Linked DNA regions of Homo sapiens: region 2 is linked to region 1. The links are chromatin contacts, found by Hi-C or POLR2A ChIA-PET in ENCODE. All regions are on one chromosome and are shown on one strand. Each heading gives the region's core, a stretch centred on a gene start or an enhancer-like site at or near the end of the contact. The rest is flanking DNA. Distances are from core to core; before and after follow the strand shown. Region 1 overlaps LINC01170 (long intergenic non-protein coding RNA 1170). Region 2 overlaps LINC01170 (long intergenic non-protein coding RNA 1170).

The links. Hi-C counts contacts between places; a loop is a spot of excess contacts on that map. ChIA-PET counts read pairs that join two places held with the same protein, here RNA polymerase II (POLR2A). Pooled maps may share reads with other maps.
Region 2: a loop to region 1 is called in a pooled map, with 2.1 times the contacts of the local background. The contact joins two enhancer-like sites. A Hi-C loop is called at or near these places in 1 of 168 maps with a recorded cell type or tissue (B cell), 1 of 37 single-sample maps with no recorded cell type and 3 of 50 pooled maps. POLR2A ChIA-PET finds 5 or more read pairs at or near these places in 4 of 52 experiments (CD4-positive, alpha-beta T cell, OCI-LY7, Panc1 and 1 more).

Annotation. Positions count from the first base shown.
Region 1 is chr5:124,055,143-124,060,427 of GRCh38, forward strand. It overlaps LINC01170 (long intergenic non-protein coding RNA 1170), which reads right to left. Exons shown (of 6, transcript NR_125774.1): 6 at 4,652-4,806. Among named protein-coding and RNA genes, the nearest start is that of LINC01170, 380 kb to the right of the region's middle. RefSeq lists an enhancer at 1,570-1,759. Within about 2 kb of position 2,254, at least 10 of the 41 ENCODE cell types and tissues checked have a DNase peak (open chromatin) inside an H3K27ac peak, as active enhancers do; they include B cell and OCI-LY7, where a contact is called at or near this core.
Region 2 is chr5:124,160,761-124,166,045 of GRCh38, forward strand. The region is part of intron 4 of LINC01170 (long intergenic non-protein coding RNA 1170); the gene reads right to left. Among named protein-coding and RNA genes, the nearest start is that of LINC01170, 280 kb to the right of the region's middle. Within about 2 kb of position 2,176, at least 5 of the 41 ENCODE cell types and tissues checked have a DNase peak (open chromatin) inside an H3K27ac peak, as active enhancers do; they include B cell and OCI-LY7, where a contact is called at or near this core.

The DNA of each region.
Region 1 (5,285 bases), core at 1,004-3,503:
AATACATTAATAACATTCATCCGCCTTTTCAAACACACAGACAAATCTCAAAGTGATGCTTTGTCTTCTCAGTCATAATTCTAATAATAATGGAAGATGAGACATCCTTACCTCCTAGTCTCTCCCCACAATCCCCACTCCCTGGCTTGCACATGCACACAAATAATGCACTTTTTACTAGTACATTTGCATCTGGAAGTTCACATTCTATAACCTCCATCAATACATGTGGATACTCCAGGGCACATCCTCTGTGCCATTTCCAAATGCCCTATGGGGCTCACTCTTCAGACACAAGTCACATAATCTATGTAGTTCCACCTGCCTTTTCACAGATATCCTCATAGTGTGCTTTCTTAGGCTGGGATCCCCCAGGATCTGACTCCAGATAAGGATTTTAATACAAGTGCTTTATTTGTGAGGGGATCCAAGTAGCACCAGTAGTGGGATGAGGAAATGAGAGAGGGAAGGTAAAGAAGCCGCTAAACGGTGCCCTACTGAGCCAGTTATCATGGTGGGCAATGGGGGCATAACCCCACTGGGGACTGTTGAGAGCCAGTGTAAAACATATCTCAGAGTTCTCACCACTGGGGTATATATCCACCAACTCCCATGTGCCATTGGCTGCTCTCTGGGGGAATGAAATCCCAGTGCTTCCAGCCTGCACTCTTTGTAAGTCAATGGAAGCTGTTAGGAGGAAAGCCAAAAAGTCTTGCAGTAGGGCCCCATCTGTACGTGTGGGACAAGTGAGAGCTGAGAGGGTGAGAGTGAGCAAATGTGGCTGCTGATGGTGCCATAAGACTCCTTTATACCTCAGTTGTCCAAATGCTACTGTCCACAAACCATATGGCAGGTTTTCAAACCAGTCACAGAAACACATTCATCTGCCACACTTCTTCCTTGCATTCAGAAGCTTGACAGTGATGAGTTTTACTTGACTATGTCTTTAGAAACAACTCTGGGCTTGTTCTGTAACCCTAACAGAGGCAGCTGGAATTTACAAACCCACTGTGAAATGTGATGGGCTCAGTGTGTTTCTTCTCCAGCAGTGTCTTACTTCTCTTAGTGAAATTTCTGTCCCAATCTTGTGAATAGAAAAGCGAGGCTGGGGGTTTGGGGATGGAGTGGGAGGAAGGAAAATCTACATCATAGAGAAGGTTTACATATAGAAAAACACAGCATAGTGGGGTAGATCTCAAAGTCTATTGCAGTTTTCTGAAGGGCAGAAGGTGGGTTTTTTGTTGTTGTCTATCATTTTCCTTAGAATTACCAAGGGTAAATTAAGTGCTGCTCTAGAAGCCCTGTCATGGCCAACAACTCGGCAATGGACTGTTGAGGTCTTGAGGTTTCTGCAGAGGTATTTTCAGTTGGTGGGGCTCCAGCACTTTCTTGTTCCGCAGTTCTAAGCCTATTTGCATGAAGCATTCTTCAGGTTAACTGCTCAACTCTCACCTTCATGAATCTGGCATATGAGCAATTATCTCTCTCCAAGGACCGGCATTTGTTGGTCTGATTTTCTCGTTCATAGAGTGATGAGATTTCTGCTTGACGTCCTAGTGCCCCTGAGCCTGGCAGGACATGAGTGGTACTCCTGGGCAACCACAGCACTGTTCCAGATAAGAGCAGTTCTCACTCTGAGGACCCTCAAGTCTTCCATGAACTCAGGTCCTTAAAGACACAAGAACAAATACCTAAACGGGAACTGCGCCGAGACGTGTGTATGTGTGTACATGTGGGTACCTTATGTGGAAGCACACACATGTACATGTGCGCAGGAGCTGAAGGGAGCATGATAATTCCCTACGATGCCATGAATAAGAGAACAGCTGTTTATCTCAGATATTAAAAGAATGTCAATTGGGTTGAGTTTTCTTTTGGCACAAGAATAAGGAATGCTTAAGTTTCCCACTTGCATTTAATTTATTTTTAGGTTTATTCACCACCATTTGTCAGGTTTCTTGAGCGTGACCTGAAACTGACCTTTAGATAAACGTGAAGGCAAACAGAGCCCTGAAACTCTATCTGTATGTTCTTTTGTCTTGGGAACTGTAAATCGGGGCATTAGGTGAATAACACAGCTTGGCTTTGTGTCATGAAAAGTAATTCGGGCTGTGGTAAGGGCAGGATTTATGAAGCTGTCTGGCTAGACTTGGGCAAAATGCCAGCTTACACCTGCCTTGCAGATATGGATGTGTGCAGTTGTCACCTTGCTGAAGCAGCCAAATTCCTTTCACTGGATAGAGGCATTGCTCTGCCACCAAAGCTGGGAGCGGGTAGGGAGGCACTGGTGGGGGCACCTGCTGTGGAGGAGCGAAACAGTCTTTAGGAAACAGACAGCATAGACTTCCCTTTTTGAACTTCCCTTTTCTAACTCCCAGGCAAAACTCTCTTTAAAAAAAAATGTAATTACTATTTCCAAAACATTGTAAGTAATCTTGTGGGGTTGGCAAGAAAATGAAAGTAAATCAATTTGCAAAGCTTTACAGCTTTTTTTTTTTTTTTTTAATGAGAGATTGTGTCATAGCTAAGGTGGCTATATAATTTATCATCCAAACAGGGACACTTTTCAAAGTGAAAAAGGGAGGGCTGTAATTAATTCAGCCAGGACAACAGGCATAAATTGGGGCTGTCTGAGGCAAACCAGGATGGACGAGGACCCTAGTCATGAAAATTTACACTGCCACACAATGAACCCACCAAAGGACTGTTGTGTTACAAGGATGCTTCTCTAAGAAGTGACAGAAATTACACTGTCTCGTTGATGGTGCTGGACTCCCTCCACAAAGCAGATGGCCAAATTGTCATGATGCCAAATCACACTGCAGAATTTCTGTAGTAAAATCGTCATGCGCCCTTTTTCTCAGTGCCTTCCCCATCTCAGAAAAGTGCAAAAGCTCAGCAAATCCTTGCTTTTCCTGAGAATGGCCATCAGATAATATACAAAGCCTGGTCAGCATCTGATTAATTAGGATAAAGGCACAAGGGAGAATGTACAGTGTATGGGGAATAGCACTGATCTTTTTTATCTCAATGCTAATGAACTTTGACATGAACTTCCCCTTCTCCAGCAAAGTCATTTCTTAGAGTTTTCAGCTTTCTCCCCACTTTCTCATACTTTATAGCTTCACTGGTGTATTCATTTCATATGGATGCCATAACAAATAATAAAAAAATTTGGTGTCTAAAAACGAGAAATTATTTTCTCATAACACTGGGAGCCAGAAGTCTGAAATCAAGACGTCAGCAGGACTATGCTCCCTCCAAAGACTTTAGGGGAGAATTCTTCCTTACCTCTCCCAATTTGTGGTGGCTCCTGGTGTTCTTTGGCTTGTGGCAACATAACTGCAAACTCTGCCCCTCTTTCCACATGGCCTTCTTCTTGGGTCTCTGTGTCCTTTCCTCTTTTATAAGGATACCTGTCATTGAACTTTGTGCCCACCTTATATCTGGGATAATTTCGTCTTGAGATTTTTAAATAACTACATCTGCAAAGATCTTATTTCCAAATAACATTCTGAGATTCTGGTTTGACACAGATTTGGGGGGGAACATTGTTCAACTCACTACAATTAGTAAATGACAAACAAATAAATTTCTAAAAAGTAGTCCTTAAACTCCTGGCGACCCCTAGCCCCCATCCAGGTAATTGACTGCATGTGTTGTGAAACCCAGTGCCTCTACATTGCTTCTCTTGCTGTGCGGTTCACATGACAGTCCAGAGGAGGAGGCTACCCACAGAGAATGTATAACTTGAACTCAGCCTTAATAGAAGCTTAATAGAAGTTTGGATAAATTGTGAGAAGGGAGAGGGCATTTGAGTTGAAATTTTAAATCTCTCTTTTAAGCGTCAGCCATAGTGATAACCAAAATGTCTCTTCCTTCTGTAAGAGCCTAAAATTCAACTCAAGCAGGCTTATGCAAAAATGGGCTAATGTATCAGCGATAGTAACGGAAAAGTCCAAGTCTAGGCCCAAGAATCACTGGATGTTGCTCCTGTAAGAGTGCTTTCAGAAATACACTAGTCTCTTCTTGACTTGGGCTTCCTCTGTTTTGACATAATTCCTTGAGAAATGGTCCCAAGCAGCTCCATACTAACAGGCTCTCACATTAGTAAATCCAACAGAAATTTCATGTTTCTTTCCCAGCAGTTCCAGAAAAAGTGGATGTTAAATGGCTGTGATGGTCACACGTTCTCTCCTGAGTAATCATTCTGTCAGGGGCTACTGTACTCCTCCTTCCAGGTCTGAGTCACCTGCCCTACTTAGAGCCATGGGGTGGAGTCAGCCATACCCAAATCATGTGGACTAAGCATGAGAAGAGTGAGGGAGGATTCACTTATTCTAGGAAAGCCATTGTGATGTTAGAGGGGAAGGAGAAATAAATGTAGGCAAACAAAAATAACGGCTGTCCACTCCCCTCACTCTGACAACTTTTACAACCACTTCAGACACTATCGGGAGAATTTCTATTCAGCTGTAAGAGCTGTGTCTGTCCCCAGATAATCCACAAAAATACAAAATGTCTGCTTTGGCACCACAGGTACCACAGATATGTTTTATTTACGCATGGTACCTTAGACCCTATTTTCAGGCAACTAGATGGAAGGTATATCAATCTGCTAGTACTGCCATAAAAAAAATCACAGACTGGGTGGCTTCAACAACAGAAATTTATTTCCTCACAGTTCTGGAGCTACAAGTCCAAGACCATTGTGCTGGCCAGCTCAGTTTCTGGTGAGGGCTCCCTTCCTGACTGGTAGGGGCCTGTCTTCTCCCTGTGTCCTCGCATGGCCTTTCCTTTGTGCTCCTGCAGAGAGAGAGAAAGAGAGAGAAAGTTCTCTTGTGTTTCTTTCTCTTATAAGGACACCAGTCACATTGGATTAAGGTTCTACCATTTTTTTTTAACCTCATTTAATCTTGATTACCTCCTTAAAGGCCACATCCCCAAATACAGTCACATTGGGGGTTGGGGATTCAACATATTGATTTTGAGGAAACACAGTTTAGTCCATAACAAACAGGAAAACATTTTTATTCCACTTACCTCTTACTTAATGTTTTCCAAAGACTTGAAGCAATACATTTTGACACTGATTAACTCTGCCATGTGGTGCCACTTCAAATATTTTTTCAAGTGCAAGATGTAAAATATTTTCCAGTTTCCAATCCATGATATCTCAGAGGTCACATCATGATCCCAAGCACAGCCAGAATCCTATCAGTCTTCCCCTATCAATTAACCCTACAATTGTTTCCATTTAATTGCCAGGTGTTTTTTCTCAGATT
Region 2 (5,285 bases), core at 926-3,425, 110 kb after region 1:
AGGCTTACAGGATAAATACAACACAATCTCCTTCCATAAAACAAGGCAATTCTGCAAACCTCAGGCAAATGGCCATCAACTTGGTCTTCATAAAACCACCTGGGAGCACACTACAGGACCACTCTAAGAGGAAATGATGACTTTGTACTTCCAACTTATATACTTTCCTTATATCACAAGTTCCTAAAGAACTTAGTCTTGAGGAAAGAGCTAATTTGAATCTTAAGAAGAAATAACTTTCCTTCTGTTGGTGTTCAGCAGCACCCCAGAGAAAGACATTCCCCAGGAATTACTTTTCTGGTCTGTTACTGTTATAATTGGTTTCCAAGTGTTACCGATCCTTCTCACCAGAAAGTGGCTGGAAAACAATAATTCATTTCTAGTCCTTTCCCACTTGAGACAGAATTTGAGTTTATAAATTCAGCCTTAAAAGATCAATACACACTTCCAAGCCAGCATATCCTCTCATCTTAAAATGGGTTTGTTTTTTATGTATAAAAAGCCAGTGGCTTAACTGAGTAGACACTATCATTTTTACAGGGCTAATTGCATTTGGATAGGGCCCTGGGGGAGGGGAGTGGTGGGCTACGGTAGGCACAGGTAGATGGGGGACATCTGGCATTCTTTGGGAATTGTTGACATTTTGCTTTTTTCCTCTGTCACTCGATAACCCTTCTTCTAACAGTGGTAGACATTCCAAGGTAGCTGGCTTGAGCAAACAAAGAGAACTTACTGGCTCACATTACAAAAAAAAAAAAAAATTCTGGATAAACTGCATTCAGGAGCAGCTGGACCAGACAGAACTCAGTAAGTATCAAGGCTCCATCTCTGCACACGACGGGTATGATGTCCCCTAACAGCCCCAGAGTCCCATCCTGCTAGCTTTGTAACGCCTGCAGAAAGACAAAATGTGCAACTTCTACCCATACCATCTCCCTTCTCTTGGACCATGTGCCCAGCCTTGGACTAATCTTTGTTTCCAGGCAGGTAGGGTACAAGTAAGTCATCTGCCCACCCTTAGAGCAGCACTATTGTGAACTAGATAAGAACAGAAGTCTGGAGACACAATACCCAGGTTTGGATCTCACTTTCACCACTTAACTAGCTGCGTGACATTAGGCAAATCATTTAGCCAAACTGTGCCAAACGGATTAAACTGAGTTTATACATGTAAGGCATTAAGACTAGCACCTGACACCTAATAACCACCGTGCTGACAACTATGATGAAGAGCAGAATGATGGTAGTGGGGATAAGGAGGAAGAAGATGCAGAAAAGGAGAAATCAGGGACTGGTAGCCCCACCAGAAGTACATGGACTAAAGGAAGGACGATCTTGAAAGGAACTCGGGTTCATGGCAGAAAACAAGAACAATGAAAACTAGCAATAACTAGCAGATATTTGTTTGTAGCCCCTACACCAACCTGTTATGCCCTGCTTTGTTCCCTAATAGAAGTCCACGTAGTTTGGGTGCTAGAAATATAAAACCTGGAATGTGATAAGTAAATCTCTGTGGATATCCTTGGTGTTATAAATGTGCTGCTTCTCTGCTTTTAAAAATAAAGCATTTGGGCCAGGCATGGTGGCTCACACCTGTAATCCCAGCATTTTGGGAGGCCAAGGCGAGCGGATCACATGAGGCCAGGAAATGGAGACTAGCCTGGCCAACATGGTGAAATTTTGTAAAAATACAAAAATTAGCCACGAGTGGTGGCATGAGCCTGTAATCCCAGCTACTTGGGAGACTGAGCCAAGATCGCACCGCTGCACTCCAGCCTGGGTGACAGAGTGAGACTCTGTCTCTAAAAAATAAAATAAAATAAGTAAAATAAAATAAAGCAAAACAAAATAAAATAACATCTTGACCTAGTAAAGGCATTGTTTAGGACTTCTCCAAATAACTTCCCATTTGTAATGCTCATCAATTTGTACATGACTAAAGGAATGATACGCATGATTGTGTTGCAGGATGGAAAAAACCTACCTCAGACATATCTTTTTAAAAAAAATAATGTCAATCCCCCCAAACTTCTTTCCTACAGGAAATGAACTGCACGTCAGCTGTGCAGGCAGGGAGAAAGGAGGTGGAAGAGGCAAGGGAGCAAGAAAGGAAGGAGGGAAGCAAAATAAACCCACTCCTGTGTAGAGCGTTGGAAATGTGGCACTAACAAAGACTTCCTGTTCCACATAGAATCAGCGCTGGCAGAGGCGGCATGCAGGGCTGTGGGTGTACTCAGCTGTGCAGAGCTGATTATAGAAGATGAAAGGGCTTGGCAATTTATTTCATCTCACACTGAAGCACTGCTGACAACTGAAAGTGAGGACAGAAGGATTCATTTGTTCAACTTCTGTTTTAAAAAACAGACTTCAAATGATACCACAGAGAAAAAGGAGGAAACGCTGCAGTGTAATAAAATGTCTATTTTTAAAAAACACACTAGCTGCAGCATTTTTATTTCATAGGTGGGTTTGAAGGCAAAGGGGTTGGCTTTTTTGTGGTTGTTATCAATTCCAGGGAATGTGACATGCACGCAGGATCAATTACTAATCAAATAGACCACGTTCACCTAATCTGACCAAAGCTCTCGTGTACATTCATCCTTGAGTCCAAAGATGAGTCACAGTGAGGAAAACCTAACCCTGCAGTGTTTAAATACTTCCTATGCAGGATCTTTATACTAAAACTGAATAAATGTATGATATATGATGGAGAATCTATTTTAAATTTTATAATCCTGGTCATCTTAATTTTTAGTTCACAAATTCAGATTTTCTTCATTTATCTATATGATTGCGTTTGCTTGAATTTTTGGAAGAAAATGTTATATTTCCTTTTAAATAAAATGTGTTATGACTTCTCATCAGCATATTTAATGTTTGAGAATGAGGAATATTTTTCAGTTCAAAGACTCATATAAATTATTGTGAAATCTAATCTACCTAGCAAAGTGGTCTTATCCCAAAAGATTTATAGAGATGGGTAATATCCCATACTGGTAGCACATTAGTTATTTATGATTAATATACAAATACAAATGTTAATGAAAAAGATTTTTAAAAAATTCTTCCTATAATCATTAAAATTAAACTATCAGTAACATGAGCATATTAGCCTTAAGCAATTTCTTAAGCAATTCAGGTAAATGATTGATTCCTTTCTTTGTAATTTATATCAGAAATTTAGTCATATTTACTATTTTAAATATAGGTTTTCTTTGGAGGAACACACCAGAGCAATAGAAATGGAAAAGATTACAGCTAAAATACATTCTCTAGCTCCCCTAGGCCTCTAGAAACCATTAAATTTAAGAGTTCATTTTCTAGCAATATATTTGGAGCACCTGCTGTGTGTCAGGCACTGTTTTAGGTACTAGGAATAACAGCATTTACCAGGAGCTTCTGTTACCAAGCTCACTGTGTGAGGCTGGCAGGTTTACCCTGTCTCACTCCAGGAACAACATCCACATAGACAACAATGTGAGGGGTCTGCCTGGAGTTGGGCAATGCACAGCCCTGCTTATGGTCTAACAGAAAATGTAGAAGTAAACTAACAGGAAATCAGATAAGAGTAAGAATTCAATGTAGAAAATAAAAACCCACAGGTAGCACCATAAAGGATAAGAAGAGGGGCCACATCATAAGAGATTTTAAGAACGGTCTTGCTAAGTAGTAGTATTTAAGCTGAGATTGGAATGATAAGGAAGATCTAGCTTTGTGAAGATCTGAGGAAGAACATTCTAAAGATGAAAACACAAGATGAGCCTGGCAGCCTCTGGGATCAGAGAGAAGACCTGAGCAACTGGAGTGCTGAGCCCAGGGGGAGCAGGGTGGGCCAAAGAAGGTCACAGGTAAGAGAGGGGCCACTCTTCAGAGGGGCTGACAAGCCAAGGAGTTTGACATCTTTCTAAGGACAAAAGGAAGCTCCTGGAGAGTCCCTTCCAATAAGGAGAATGATGTTGGAGTCTCATGTAGCACAAAAGCAGCCCAGCATGGGTGCTCCTGTTTTGTCCTGGATGATTCAGAGCCTCAGATGATGGGATCTGAAGATGAGAAGAGCAAGTAGGGAGATAAACTATAATTGAATGATGATTATTTCATTGAGGTTCTAATTGAAAAATTACAATCCAAACCATACAGAAGCAAACCCAAACCAGTAATATTACATTTGTTTGTCTGAATAATTATTTTTCAAAGACACTCAGACACCAAATTGTACATTTTTGCTCTGCTATAATGAATGGTACTGAAACAAAATGGAAGACTGAACATACTGTGAAAAGAATGTTACAAGTGGTGGTTCATGTGCCAGTGGGCTCTGACCCCAGCGTCCTCTAGTTAGGTTATATAGAGGTAAATATTAAGTGTAATATTGAATATTCAATAATGCTTCAATATTGAGTATGGCTTAATTATACATAGCTTCATATTGCATTGTGTATACCAAAACACACCAAAAAATGTAACCACTTTTCTATATAAGCTACCATTTATAATGTAGCTTATGTGTTTCATTATGTTATGAAAATACCAAAGATACTTAGAAGTGGAAAAGCATATAAATCAGAAATGTTATAGGTAGTCAATAAATGTTTGAACAAATAAGTTAATACCTAGACTTTAATCATTTGTCATTCAATAAAAATGTTATTTTATTGAAATTATTTGAGCTGTAAGTTCATTTGAATAATTTTTCTTGGTTTTTATGATAAAATTTAATTCTATCTAGTATGTAGGGTACATATTATATTTTATTGATAGAGGAAAAATTATATATATGAATGAAACATTATCATTAACAACTCCATTACTCCATTTTAATACATGATATATTGGGGAATATCATAGGTATACTCAGTTTGGGGCATAGATATTACTTTTATAAAGATAACTTGGAGGCAGTAATGATTGATTTAGTTGGAATGTTTTGAGAAAGCTTGTCCTACAGTAAACTTTTCATAAATTTGCCCTCACAAAAGAGTTAAATAATAGGGAAATGCTTTAAAGTTATGTCAAAGATGGTACTCAGAGTAACCAGATATATGAAAAATAAATCACTGACTCAAGCACATGAAAATATCAACAAGTATTTTGGCAATTAGGTGAACTAAAACCACATCTGGTGATTTTTTTTCAAACCCTGCCTCTTATTTTTATCAAGGTATAAATTATTCACAGTGAAAAGCAAACATCTTAAGTTTACAGTTCAGTGGGTTGCAACAAATGTATGCACCCATATAAGCAGCACCCATACCAAAGAAATTCCCTTCATGGCTCTTTACAATCAA